Linked DNA regions of Homo sapiens: all the other regions are linked to region 1. A link is a contact called in ENCODE Hi-C or POLR2A ChIA-PET data. All regions are on one chromosome and are shown on one strand. The core of a region is the stretch at or near the end of the contact, and the rest is flanking DNA. Distances in the headings are between cores, read along the strand shown.

Evidence for each region. A loop is a pair of places that touch in the nucleus more often than their neighbours do. ChIA-PET counts read pairs that join two places held with the same protein, here RNA polymerase II (POLR2A). Pooled maps may share reads with other maps.
Region 2: a loop to region 1 is called in a map of OCI-LY7, with 2.5 times the contacts of the local background. The contact joins the enhancer-like site here to the promoter of CADM1 in region 1. A Hi-C loop is called at or near these places in 2 of 168 maps with a recorded cell type or tissue (GM12878 and OCI-LY7), 19 of 37 single-sample maps with no recorded cell type and 11 of 50 pooled maps.
Region 3: a loop to region 1 is called in a map of gastrocnemius medialis, with 5 times the contacts of the local background. The contact joins the enhancer-like site here to the promoter of CADM1 in region 1. A Hi-C loop is called at or near these places in 3 of 168 maps with a recorded cell type or tissue (Caco-2, OCI-LY7 and gastrocnemius medialis), 13 of 37 single-sample maps with no recorded cell type and 14 of 50 pooled maps. POLR2A ChIA-PET finds 5 or more read pairs at or near these places in 1 of 52 experiments (WTC11).
Region 4: a loop to region 1 is called in a map of heart left ventricle, with 2.4 times the contacts of the local background. The contact joins the enhancer-like site here to the promoter of CADM1 in region 1. A Hi-C loop is called at or near these places in 7 of 168 maps with a recorded cell type or tissue (IMR-90, Right ventricle myocardium inferior, chondrocyte and 4 more) and 8 of 50 pooled maps.

What each region holds. Positions count from the first base shown.
Region 1 is chr11:115,502,944-115,505,913 of GRCh38, forward strand. It overlaps CADM1 (cell adhesion molecule 1), which reads right to left and starts at 1,472. Exons shown (of 12, transcript NM_001301043.2): 1 at 1,328-1,472. The coding sequence starts at 1,451. RefSeq lists a silencer at 1,498-1,657.
Region 2 is chr11:115,930,299-115,933,268 of GRCh38, forward strand. It overlaps LINC02703 (long intergenic non-protein coding RNA 2703), which reads left to right. Exons shown (of 7, transcript NR_187258.1): 3 at 2,485-2,665. Among named protein-coding and RNA genes, the nearest start is that of LINC02703, 12 kb to the left of the region's middle. Within about 2 kb of position 1,418, at least 5 of the 41 ENCODE cell types and tissues checked have a DNase peak (open chromatin) inside an H3K27ac peak, as active enhancers do; they include GM12878 and OCI-LY7, where a contact is called at or near this core.
Region 3 is chr11:115,221,041-115,224,010 of GRCh38, forward strand. All of the region lies in intron 5 of CADM1 (cell adhesion molecule 1), which reads right to left. Among named protein-coding and RNA genes, the nearest start is that of CADM1-AS1, 170 kb to the right of the region's middle. RefSeq lists an enhancer at 1,500-2,308. Within about 2 kb of position 1,536, at least 6 of the 41 ENCODE cell types and tissues checked have a DNase peak (open chromatin) inside an H3K27ac peak, as active enhancers do; they include OCI-LY7 and gastrocnemius medialis, where a contact is called at or near this core.
Region 4 is chr11:115,776,155-115,779,124 of GRCh38, forward strand. All of the region lies in intron 2 of LINC02698 (long intergenic non-protein coding RNA 2698), which reads left to right. All of the region lies in intron 2 of LOC107987165 (a long non-coding RNA gene), which reads right to left. Among named protein-coding and RNA genes, the nearest start is that of LINC00900, 17 kb to the left of the region's middle. Within about 2 kb of position 1,370, at least 3 of the 41 ENCODE cell types and tissues checked have a DNase peak (open chromatin) inside an H3K27ac peak, as active enhancers do; they include heart left ventricle, where a contact is called at or near this core.

The DNA of each region.
Region 1 (2,970 bases), core at 222-2,721:
CGTCCTCCGCCACTTGTTGCTCCCGGGTCCTGCAGCTCTGGAGCTGCAAGGAGGGGCTTTGCAGGCTCAGAGCCCTGCTGCATCCCCTCCTGCATCGCCGCTCGCACCCCGCGGCCCCGTGCCACTCGGTCCCGGCGCCCGCCTGGAGCCTGCAGCAGGGGCCAGAGGACGCCGCGCGGCTGCCAAGCGCGGCGAGGTGGCGGGAAGGGAGGCTGGGTGCAGCACAGCCGGCCTCTCCGCTGAGGAAGAGCTCCGGCTCCCTTTTGTTAGCAAAAGCAAACACTGCCCTCTTCTTTCCCGACCGCGCCAACGCGCCCGGCACACGGGCAGCCACACATCGGGCTCCAGCCGAGTGCTCGGTGTCTTCAGGGAAGGCACCGGGCGTGCAGAGCCGCCCCTGGGCAAATTCCCAAGACTGCTCTTCACGCAGGGAGCGCGCGGAGGCCCGCAGGGTGCCCGCCTGGCCGCAGAGGCCGCGACGCCCCCTCCGCCACCCTCGGGCCGCCGAAAGAACGGGCAGCCGGGAAATCCCGTGTCCCCACTCGTGGCAGAGGACGCTGTGGGGCGGGCGGGCTGCGGGCTCCCGGCGCCTTCCCGCAGAGGCGGCGACAGCGGCCGCCCCCCCCGCGGGGCCGGGCCGGGGAACTTTCCCCGCCTGGAGCCGGGCCAAAAAGACCCGCAGCAGAGCCGAGGGGGCGGAGGGCTGCGAACGGCCGGAGGGAAACACGAGAGGCGTGCAGTTTGGGGACAGGGGAGAAAGGCAGAGCGCGTTGGGGGAAGGGGCAGGGGAGATCAGACAAGTCTGGGGATGTCCTGGGGACCGGGGAGAAATCACGCCGCGGGCGGCTGGGAGTCAGCCACCAGGAGGCTTCGGGGATGGAGAACTGGGGGGGCCCTCTGGAGAGGTGGGGGCGAATGGACAGCCCTGGGAGGTGGGAGGACCTGCAAGTTACGGGGAGAACGGCGAGTTTAGAAGGGTCCGGAAGGGTTGAGGTTGTCTTTGAACCATCCCCTTCCCCCATGCTTTACAGCCCCCGGGCCCCCCATTCTCACTCCACTCTGCACCCCGCGCCAAGCCGGGGAGAGAAGGTGTGGGTGCAGCCATCCCTGGGGACTCTCATTCACACTTAGCCGGGCAGGGGAGAAGGGGCTCACAGATGCCCTCAGCCCCTTCCCTCTCAGCCCTGAGTTTCCTCTCCACACTCCCTCCGCTTCGGATGTAGGAAGTGGGGGGAGGTTGTCATGGAAACGTTTCCCCCCTCTGTGGCCAAGGCTACTGGGGTGCCTTCGGAGATTTAGGGGCCAACCGGTCGGTGCCCACACCTACCTGTGGGGATCAGTGCCGCGGCGGAGAAGAGCAACAGCAGAAGCCGGAGCCGGAGCCCGGGAGGCGCCGCCGCCGCCGCTGCCGCCGCACACTGGGATCCGCTCGGCAGCACTACACTCGCCATGTCGGGCACCTGCCTCAGACTGGCGGCGTTGGCTGCCTCCGGAGCCCGAGCGGACAGCTAATGAGATGCTAATGACATGCGCTGGAGGCGGAGTCCGGGCAGACCAATCACAGCGCCGCGAGCCCAACCCGGCTCTCGGAGGGCCTCGCTCCCTCCCCCACCCCGCCCCCTGGCGCTGGCGTTCGGCGGCGCGCCCGCGCCACCTAGGGGCGGGGCCAAGGGGAGGGGCGTATGCAAATATGTTTATGTTAAAATTCGGGTTTTGCTTTCCCCGGATCAAGGAAAAAGTGTTCTCCCGGGCGCCTGGCGTGCAAGGACTCGGGCTCCAGGGGGCGGGTCTAGCTTCTTGTACACCTTTATTAGGAATGTTTATAGCAATCGCTGTATCAGACCGACGACTGGAGAATCTCCCTTAAGAGGGTCCTCTGTCCCGCACACCGAGTGCATCTGGCCTAGCGAACCAGACGTTGCAAATTTCCGTCACTCACCTTGCACCGAAGGAATAGATCTTTGGGAACGGGGGCTGTGCGGGAGTGGAGAGTAAGAAGGCAGGTCCCCGGATTGACAAAACAATCTGGGAGAAGTGCATGCGTGCTTTGCACGTCCGGCGGAGCGGGAGAGCCCGCTCAACAGCCTAGCGGTAGACTCGGGGATAGTTGGAGAAGGCAGCCGTAGAGTCGGGTTCTGAGATTTTCCAGTCGGTCTTTTTGCGGCAGAATCTCGGGAAAGGTAGATCGAGGAGGGTATGCTCAGGCTCCTCCGCTTGTCGAGGGTCTCCTCCCTGGTTTTAATATATAGGTGTGTGTTGAATATATGTGTGAAATATTTGTAATATTAGATATTTAAGATTACACAACAACGGAAAAAATTAGTCAAGGCTTCAGGTGAAGAGCGGGGGTGGTGGGAGTTGGGGAGAGGGAGTGTGGTGAAGGCAGGGTCTGCCGTGTTCCTCCTTCGGGGCTCAAACCCTCTCACTCCTCCTCTGCGCCCCCAGCCCTTCCTAAGGAAGCTGGGGACCAACAGGTGCTCCGAGCTTCCCCTGTCTCTGGGAGAGCCTCTCCTGCTAAAGCGACTTGCATCTCCGGACTCACTCTCCCTCCCCGAAATTCTCTTTGCTTTCTTTTCAGCCAGGCAGCCGGCTCTCTTGTTTGTCTGCTTTTTAATTACTTATTTTCTTCCCCTCTAGAAGATCGTGTGCGCTCTGACCCTCTGTTGCTCAAGCATCAAATTGAAGGACGAGCCATATTAAGTGTAAAGGTTTATAATAATTTAAGTATTCATAGAATGCAGAACAATAAGATGTAGGAAATACAATTTGCATAATAAATATCAATATCACAACAGCTAAAACAAACCATGACAAATTATCTGTGGCTAAATGACCAAGAGATTACTGAATGTAAATTGCTAAGTCTGAGCTATAGTCTAGAAGAGCTGCGCCAAATGACTTCCCCAGCCTTCTGTCCTCATCTTGCTATAAAATAAATAAATAATACATATCAAAAAGGAAGTCATGATC
Region 2 (2,970 bases), core at 168-2,667, 430 kb after region 1:
GGAGAAAGGACAGGAAGGGGCTGGAGATGAAAGACAAAATGCAATGAGGAGAAAGTGGCCATTTCATTCTGACTGCTCTGCTCTCAGCTGAGTCCTGCAGCTGGAGAGCCTGGAGGCTGCAGTCCCCACATCTGCCCACTGCACTCGGTGCCAGGGCTGGCCTTGCACACATAGCTCTTGCCTGCAGCTCAACACCCTGAGCTCCTTAAATAGCTTTGAACCACACTGAGTGGTGGATAAACATTTGTTTCACAGCTCACAAAGCAGAGCTGCTGGCTACCAGCAGGTTTGATGTAATGAGTTCCATTCTGGACCCCGGGGAGCATTTAGAATGGGCTCTTCTTTGCCCAGGCTGCCAGTCAAGCTGGTACCAGGGGGAAAGAAAAAACACAACACTAATCTCTTCCCCACCATCCCTGTCCAGATTTGGAGTCCCCAGAAACCAAAGTACTCCATTCTCAGGGGATGGGATTAAGGAGCAGGGTGCCCCAGGAACCCGAAATGCAAGTGCCAGAAAGGGTGGCTGGATAACCTCCTTTTTACGCATCCTCAGGAAATTACTTGGACTCATGAGCAGTCCAAAATCCACTCACTTCTCAGGAGCTGAGAATTGCAGACAGAGTCTCTGGTCTCATCCCCTCTCTGCTTGCTCCACACAGCCTTCCTTTGCAGCTGTGGAGCTCAATTCTTAAGAAAGGAGATAGTAGAACAGCCTGGCATTGCTGCCCTTGGTTGGCAGCTGCCCTCCTTGACCACTGCTCTCTACCACCCAGATTGTGCCCAGAGCTTCCTGTTTACCTCTGTGCTCAGAGAGCCACAGTGCCCTGCGTTCTGACCCCCATTCCCATCACAGCAGGGGAGGGAGGGTGATGGGGAAGGGGCTGCTGATCCTCCTCTTTATTCCCCGCTTCCCCCCAAACTCCCCACTCCAGGACAATATGACATGCCACCGGAAGGAGCTGAAGACCAGTTGATATGATGAATAAATGGTAATTATGTGGTTGGCCTTTCAGCACTTCCTCTGTGGATATTAATAGCCATTAATGCCCTGCTGTTTTGCACTGCACCAGAGTCTGCCAGACAGAGCACAGGGCAGGTCACTGCCCCAGCCCTGTGCTCACCCCCCTACCAGCACTGCCTCATTTGCTTCAGAATTTCAGGAAGGAAATGAACTTGCAAAGACAGTGGGTAGAAAATTAAAAGGGGTGAAAACAAATCCAAGGGGGAAGTCATTTAGATTTCCAGGTAAATTGGTTGTTGAATTGGCTTCTTGGACTGTTATGATTGGGATCTCCTAGGGGTCATCTTGTCTCTTTCCAGATTCTAGGCAGGAGTCACCATGAAAACTTATATCCTTTTCCTTAGAGTTACTGGGGCTGAGAGAAATTAGCAGATGAGTACAGAGGCAGACTTGAATTTCCCCATCAAAGCAAGTTGGGCAAGAGCAGAACTGACCAGGCTTAAATGGCAGAAGTGTAGACAAAAGTGGACAGCCTGAATCCTACCATTCTTTGAGGCAGCAACATGGTGTACAGAAGGAGCATAGATAGGCCTTGAAATCAGACCCCGGGGTTAACCAGCTGGCCCTACCACCTGCTAGTTCTACACTCTGGACTACAGGAGATAACAAAAAGAGTGTAGCTACTGCATGAGAAGACTCAACTTTATCACTGTGTGATCTTGGGTAACTTGCATACCTTCTCTGGACCCTAATTTTCTCATCAGAAAAAAAATTTCCTAGAACAGGACTGTATATAATAAATAAATACTAGTCCTTGTTGAGTAGTGTGTTGGAGCTACCTAGTACCAGCTCATGAGAGCCAATGTTATGCCTCCCTTCCCAAATTTGTGTTCAGTGACATCACGTTGGTAGCTTGAAATTGGCCATGGTAGGAATATTTACACCAGAGAAATTGGTAATGCTACAAATTAGGTGTATTCTCACCTCCACCCCCCTTAGGAGAACTGATTGTTCAACATATACCAGCAAACGGCTGCTCCTGCCTGTTTCAGCTGTTTGGAATAGTGGGGTCTTAGAGCATGTCCTCGGGCTCCTGAAAGCCACAGGCCAGCCCTTTGGATGATCTATTTGCCTCCCATACACCTCAACAAACTGTTCACTTCTAACAGGGATTGTCAAAATCTCCTTGAGGCCCTATTAGAAAGCTGCAGTTCCTTGATCTATTCAGCACCAAGAGGCAATTGTCGAGGAAGTTGATTGTAGTTCAAATCCAGGTATCAATTCAAAATGTTTTTGCCTCAGACAACCGTGTGCGATCAATCAGTAATGTAATCCTCTGCTGGTAGAACACAAAAACAAAGCCCCACCTTGCCTTGTAAACACAACATCATTAGTCTTAGGATAAACTATAAATTGATGCATAGAGCAAACAGCCAGAGCTGCATCCCGGGGAATGGGAGCAGATGAAATAGCAGTACTTTATGGTGAATGACAAATCATTGCTTGTTCCGTTCCCTATCAAGTGGAACACCATCAATCACATGGTGGACTCGTTGGGTTCCAAGACAGATAGGACACCATGAACAGATGCTATGGCTGAGACTGCTGGCCTGGGCAGCACTGTACTTTTTGCTTTTCCTGGAAGGGGAAGAAGAGAACAATCCACTTTCTGTATGGTCCTGTCCTTCATTCGAGTTTATAACGGTGAGTAAGTCAAGGAATTCCATCAATCATAATGTCCTTGAGAATGGGAACCTTCATCCTTTTCATGTTACACAAAGTCCTGTTTGAATGGCAAGGGAAAGAAATGGCAGGCTTCTAACCAAAGAAAGAAGGAGCAGAGGACAGATCAACTGCTTTTTTGATTTCAGAAAGTCATTAAAGTCCCATCTGTCCTCATATAGTGACTCTCAATCTCTGGGTCTGCCATAGTGCCTGTAATACCAACCCCTTGGGTCACTCTTTTATATTAAGGTATTATATTCAAAAGGAGCATATTACTATGTGCA
Region 3 (2,970 bases), core at 286-2,785, 280 kb before region 1:
AAAGCCTAGTACATTTTCTGGGGGATCATTTTACGCCTCGGTTGGTGTTGTAAGGCATGAGGCCAAAAGCCAGACGATACTTTCTACCCAAGTGCAATAACTGCCCAGAAATGTATCACTCAGAATGGCTTAATGTCATTATAAAATGGAACTGCTATATAAAAATAAGAAAAATAGTTAGGTCTGTACACTTAAAGAACATTACAGTTATAGACATGGCATCATCAACAGCCAATCAATTAGGTCGAGGGATCTGAGGTTTTCATAATACACTGTGAATTTTTTTAAACCCTGTAAAAGACATTTAGCAAGACTGCTATAGCAGACAAATTTGTTCATTAGTCAAAGTTGCACAGAGGGTTAAACACCAGGAGGCTTTAGGTCACACTACAGTAGCAACCAATTAAAAAAATAATATTAGAAAGACATTCTGATTTGATGAGACTTTCTTTAAATGTACTTTGCTCTCTCTATAAAGGGAAAAAATATATAAAAGGAAACTCTTAAAGAGGTTGGAATGGGTTGCTGGCAGATTACAATTGATTTCATGCCAGTCTGACCTTGCACCACATTCTGTGATCTTTTCAGAAGATGAAACTCAAGATTCTGAACCTGTATTTCAGTTTCCTATGTAAATGAAAAGACACAGTCTCCTCTGTAGGTCCAAACACTAACGTATCAGGTCTTTGCATTCCTTTATTTAGAAAAAGGTACTTTGCAGTTTCTTCATGACTGGGATGTCACCCTTCCAGGGTAGCAGAGAGGAGCAGAGCTGAGTCAGTGGAAAAGGCATCCTCATACCCTGGCAGGAGACATGCCAGCGGGAGACCTATTATCCCTGGAGTCCCCACAACCTTCCCTCTCTTCCTAAGAATTTCTAAATCAGGAAATGCAGGTGTCATATTTTCTTTGATGTGCTCAATGCAACTAGGTCCAGGGGCTTGAGTGCAAATCTGTTTCTGCAACTGCATTTGGGACACAGGCTCTTCTTCATGTTTCTTACTTAGATTTCACCCAATATTCTGAAACACCAAGGAGTATGGGGATTTGATGCTTGTGGATCAAGTGCTAATTGTTTCAAGTCCTACCAGGGAGAACTCAAGGGCAGCATGAGCACAGATGATATCAGAATGTCTGGGTAGCGGGTCTGGGTCAGCCCCTGTGCATTCAAGTGAGGAAGCATTGACTGAAGAGTCTTTGTCAATCATGGAGGATTATTGGAGTTTGGAGTAGAACGACAATGCAAAGATTAACCTGAGATTTGGTGAGTGTTAGAAGCTGTTTGAGCTCAAAGCAAGAATCAACCCCTACAATATGGCTGTCTAAATTGTTGGGGGAGGACAGCTTTGCAACTAAAGGAGGGCAATGTCTAGCAATGCCAGGTGACTGGGATTGGTGAATGAACGGAGTCACACAGAGCTCTCAGAGGAGTTAAAGAGAACATCTTGCAAAATATTTGCTTTCTATTGTCATAATACATTCATGAATAATTTTCACTGCCGTTTATTTTGTTTGTTTGCAAGGTGAAGAACCTCCTGCTGTTACATCTGTTGTTATGACTCATAGTACTGAAACTGGGCTTCCTGAAGAGGGCTGAACGATTGTGAGTGGGATGAGTCAAATCTGGTGGGACTGACGTAAGACCAATACCACAGTAGAATGCAGTCTTCTCTTGCTGCAACTTTCAGGTAGGTTTGTGGGTATTAGAATTACTGTTTACAAAAAAGAATCAAATTTGATCCCATGGTGTGGTGGCAGAAAGCTTTGTTCCCACTGCTTTTTAAATGGGGGTACATACTCACAGAATATTCTTCCATGTCTTGGAAGCAATTCTCATCATTTGTAAGCAAACACTGGGCAAGAAAATCCCTATAGCAAGATTTTCTGTACAAGAATCTTCCCTCTGTAACAAGAGAGGGGTTTTTTTGTTTTGTTTTGTTCTGTTTCTTGAAGTCTTGGTAACTAGAACGGTGCCAGGGACTGGCACACAGTAAGCATTCAAGACATAGTTGCTGGATGAATGAATGAAGGAATAAGTGAATGAGAAAGTGAAGAAACATTGGGGCATGGACTTCTCCTTCCACCTTTACTACTGATTAAAAAATAAATAAAATCAGATCACGAGTTCCCGTTAGTCCTCATCACAGAATATAATTTTGTTTTTCTTTTGGAAGGTCAATCCAGCCGCCCAAATCAGAGGTTCAGCCCAGGTGTTCTGCTTTACATATTTCCACTTCACCATACATTTATTTAGCACTTCCGATGTGTCTCTAAGTGGTGTCTTACAGGAAATCAGAAAGGATGTTGTTTGACCATTCCTTTTAGATTTTTAGATGCCAGCTTCACAACTATTTAACCTTCCACACAATCAAAATTTAACCTTGAGTTAAAAACCATTAAGTGAAGTATGTGCATTAGAAGACTGGTTTCACTATGTAAGTATTCAATGTCCACAGCCACACAGACACATCTTTTACAAATACATTAAGGTCAGTGAGATGAGAGGAGGTGGTTCTTAGTAAAACAGGCCTCTTTCTGCAGGGTATGCATTCAGAAGGCAGGTATAAAGGCAAAGGCTTTTCCCTTAAGGGTTATTCCAGTCTTGCTCACGATGTATTTGCCCAACACTCACTCTTTGTATTTTGAATACTGGTTACTCAGCCTCTTGACACTTTTGGTACTGCAGATTGTATCACTAACAATCTATAGTCCTTATAATATCAGGAACTTGGAACCAACACTACTCTGTGTTAACACAAAGAAATAATAGGTTAAAAAATTAGCTTCAATCGGGGTTCTTCATTCCTTGATTATTTCTCATAAGGAATCATAAATACTAAAATAACCTCCCTGAAACTCAATTCACTGCTTTAAAAAAAAAATAAAAGGGAGAGTGGGAGGAAGAGCGTATTCCGTTTAAAAAAAAAAAAAAAAGAGAGAGAGAGAGAGAGAGAGACTGGAGATCAGAGA
Region 4 (2,970 bases), core at 120-2,619, 270 kb after region 1:
CTTCGTTGGGGGAGGAGAAGAGCAAGGAGCACAGAGCTGTCATCCCTAGAGCTGTCAGCTCACCAGAATGGGCATTCATTTTCAGAATAAATAATCAACTCAAAAAATGTACCAAATTCGTTTTCAAATTGGCTTGTCAGACACACATTTGCCCAGGACAAGTCGGTTGAATAAAATGTATCTTGGGGAGCAAGGTGAGCCGGCCTGCTCATTCCCTTAGGGGCATCTTGTAAATAAGGGCCATTCTTGAGGCCGGAAGCAGAGAATTCCCCAGCACAGATTGAATTCTGGCTTTGTCTTAATGAACGTCAATATTTATTACCAAAGGCGTTGTGCTTCTCGGAGTGATAGAGCATTTCACCATTTCAGCTCTCGCCTGTTGCCTTCCCAGGTACCAAATGCTATGTAATTGCTGCTCATAAAGGCAGCAGACAATATTGCCAAGGAAACTCACTCCCGGCTGTAAGTCTTCATAATCAGAACCAGCAGAGCTTTGCTTTCAGTTTGGACAGAGGGCCCCAGAGGCAGGGCCCACCCAGACCTTCTGGTTCTCCTGCATTGGTGGGAGACTCCCAGATACCCTCTGTCCAGGCAGGGGCTCTTTCTGGGATCAGGGATAGGGTATCAGCCAGCAAGGATTGGGAAGGCTGAGAAGTGACAGAAGTCACAGCCCCAACCCAACCCAGGACTGAGAGAGAGCCAGTCACTGATCACTCATCATACATTTAGAAGGGGCCTCTTGAGGTTGTCCCATCCAGCCCTCTCACTGCAAATGAGGAAGACAAGGCTCAGAGAAGGAGGGTTTTGTCAAAGTCATGCAGCTCCCAAGCCAGTGGCCTTCGCGTCTGGCCGTGCTGTCTTCTAGGGACTGAACAGTGAGCTCAGAAGGAGTCCCAGTGAGCTGGCTGCTGGCCGCAAGAGTCAGCGGCTCCAGGTTGGAGATTTTCCTTGACTTCTGGTGGGTCTGGAGCCCTGCTGCCAACAGGCCTGGCTTCCTGGGGCCTTGTCCAGATAGGTTGCTTTTTCCTGCTGATGTAAGCCTACTGCCTGCCCTGGGCTTTCCTGGCGAAATCTCTGGAAACCAACTCTGAACTCTGCCCCCAGCCAAAACATTCATAGGAGCAGCAATCCCAGCTGGAGAATTTATACAAGAAAACAGAGATTAGCTCCAGCTTTTCCTTGGGATGAGTAATCCATTTGTTTCTAGGAGGACTTTAGCTCTGGGGTACAACTGTCTAGGAGGGGCTTTGGTAGGGTAAAGGAAAGCCTGAAATGCCTGAACACAGGTCGGCAGGCTGGGACCAAGTTCGGCTTCTGGTTCTACTTCCTTTTCTCCTGCCAACTTGCTAAGGACAGAGATGGCCCCGGTGCAGAGACACAAAATGGGTTTTAGAGAGTGATGTCATGTGGTTCTCAGACACCAGAACGCTCTGCAGAAACTGCCTTGCTGTTGTTATGGGAGTTCTGTTGGAGAGAATTATAACTTTTGACAATGGACATCTCATCTTGCGCAGATGCGTCCTTTATAGAATCTGACAGCAAGATTACAGCGGCATCACAGTGTAATGGGGAGAGGAGTCAATAATTCTGGGGTTATTGATTGTAACCAGACCCATTCTTCTTTTTTAATTTATATTTTATCCGCTGTTTTAGACCTATTTTTTTTAAACCCATCCTGACAAAAGCACCTGCTGGATCAAATGCGGTTGATTACATTTTTTAAAATGAGAGGAGTAATTTGCTGTCCTTAGGAGAGTCTGGGACAAGGAAGTATGTGGCTGGTGGTGGTGGTGGGGGGGGGAATGTATGCAGAGAGCAGAACAGGGGGAGAGAGGTAGACAGGAGGGAGGAGGAAGGCATGACTCAAGGGAGGACATGAAGCAAAGCCGGGGGAGCTGGTGAGGACCCCTCCACACAGCCTAACCCTGATTTAAGCCCCACTCTCCCTAGGGCCAAAGTCTGATGAAGACTTCTTCAGAGAGTCAGATTTCCCATTGCTTTGTAGCCCCACTGGGTATCGGTACATCCCTGAGGACATATTCTTATCCTTCAGATCCCACTTCTTCCAGGAGATATTTCCTGATAAGGCAAGTGGAGATTCCGGCTGGGTTATGACGGGTGGAATGTGCACACGTACATACATATATATAGACTCAAATGTGTGCCCACATGGTATATCTTCATTACAGAATGTTTATACTTAGGACACAGCAGGTAACTTGATGTGTTATTAATTGTGGGATTAGATTCCATGGGATGAGCTAGTAACTTGTAAGCTCTTTAAAAAATTGATCATGTTTTGATGCCCCCAATATCCCCTTTATCTTTAATTCGCTGTGTAGTGTGGCATCATGAAAACAGTGGGCATTTGCTCAATAACTCTTGGAGAGTTAAATGATTATCTGAGCATATCTCTCCTTATGGAGAAGTGACCAGAGATGTCTCTAGTCATCAAAACAGGTGCACTGTAAGGATCTGATTCAATGACTACACTTCTATTCATTTCTATTCCAGTCGATGAGAACCCCTGGACTCTGTTTTAGATCACAGAATGCCCAAGTTCAGAGGAAACAAAGATTGCCTAGCCCAAACCTTTCATTTTCCAGAAGAGGAAACTGAGTCCCAGCAAGATCAAAAATGACTTGTGAAGGTCAACAATTGGTTTGGGTTAAAACTAGGAGCACTTCAGTGCTCTTTCCCCATGCAAAATATTTTCCTTCCTCTTGCTTCATTTTCTCCCATGGACAACAGCAGGACCTAATCACCTATGTCTCCCATAGATACTATCAGCCCTCTCCTAACACTTGCCAAGCTGAATTACAGAAAGTTCTTCCTCTTTGCTCCTATTTAATTCTAGCTGGATCTGAAAGCTGCAGGGGCTTGAAGAAAGCACAAGAGACAGAAATGGAGCTAGAATTAGTTTCCTTGTCACCCATTGACTCATTTTATGTAGGCCTAGACCACAATCTT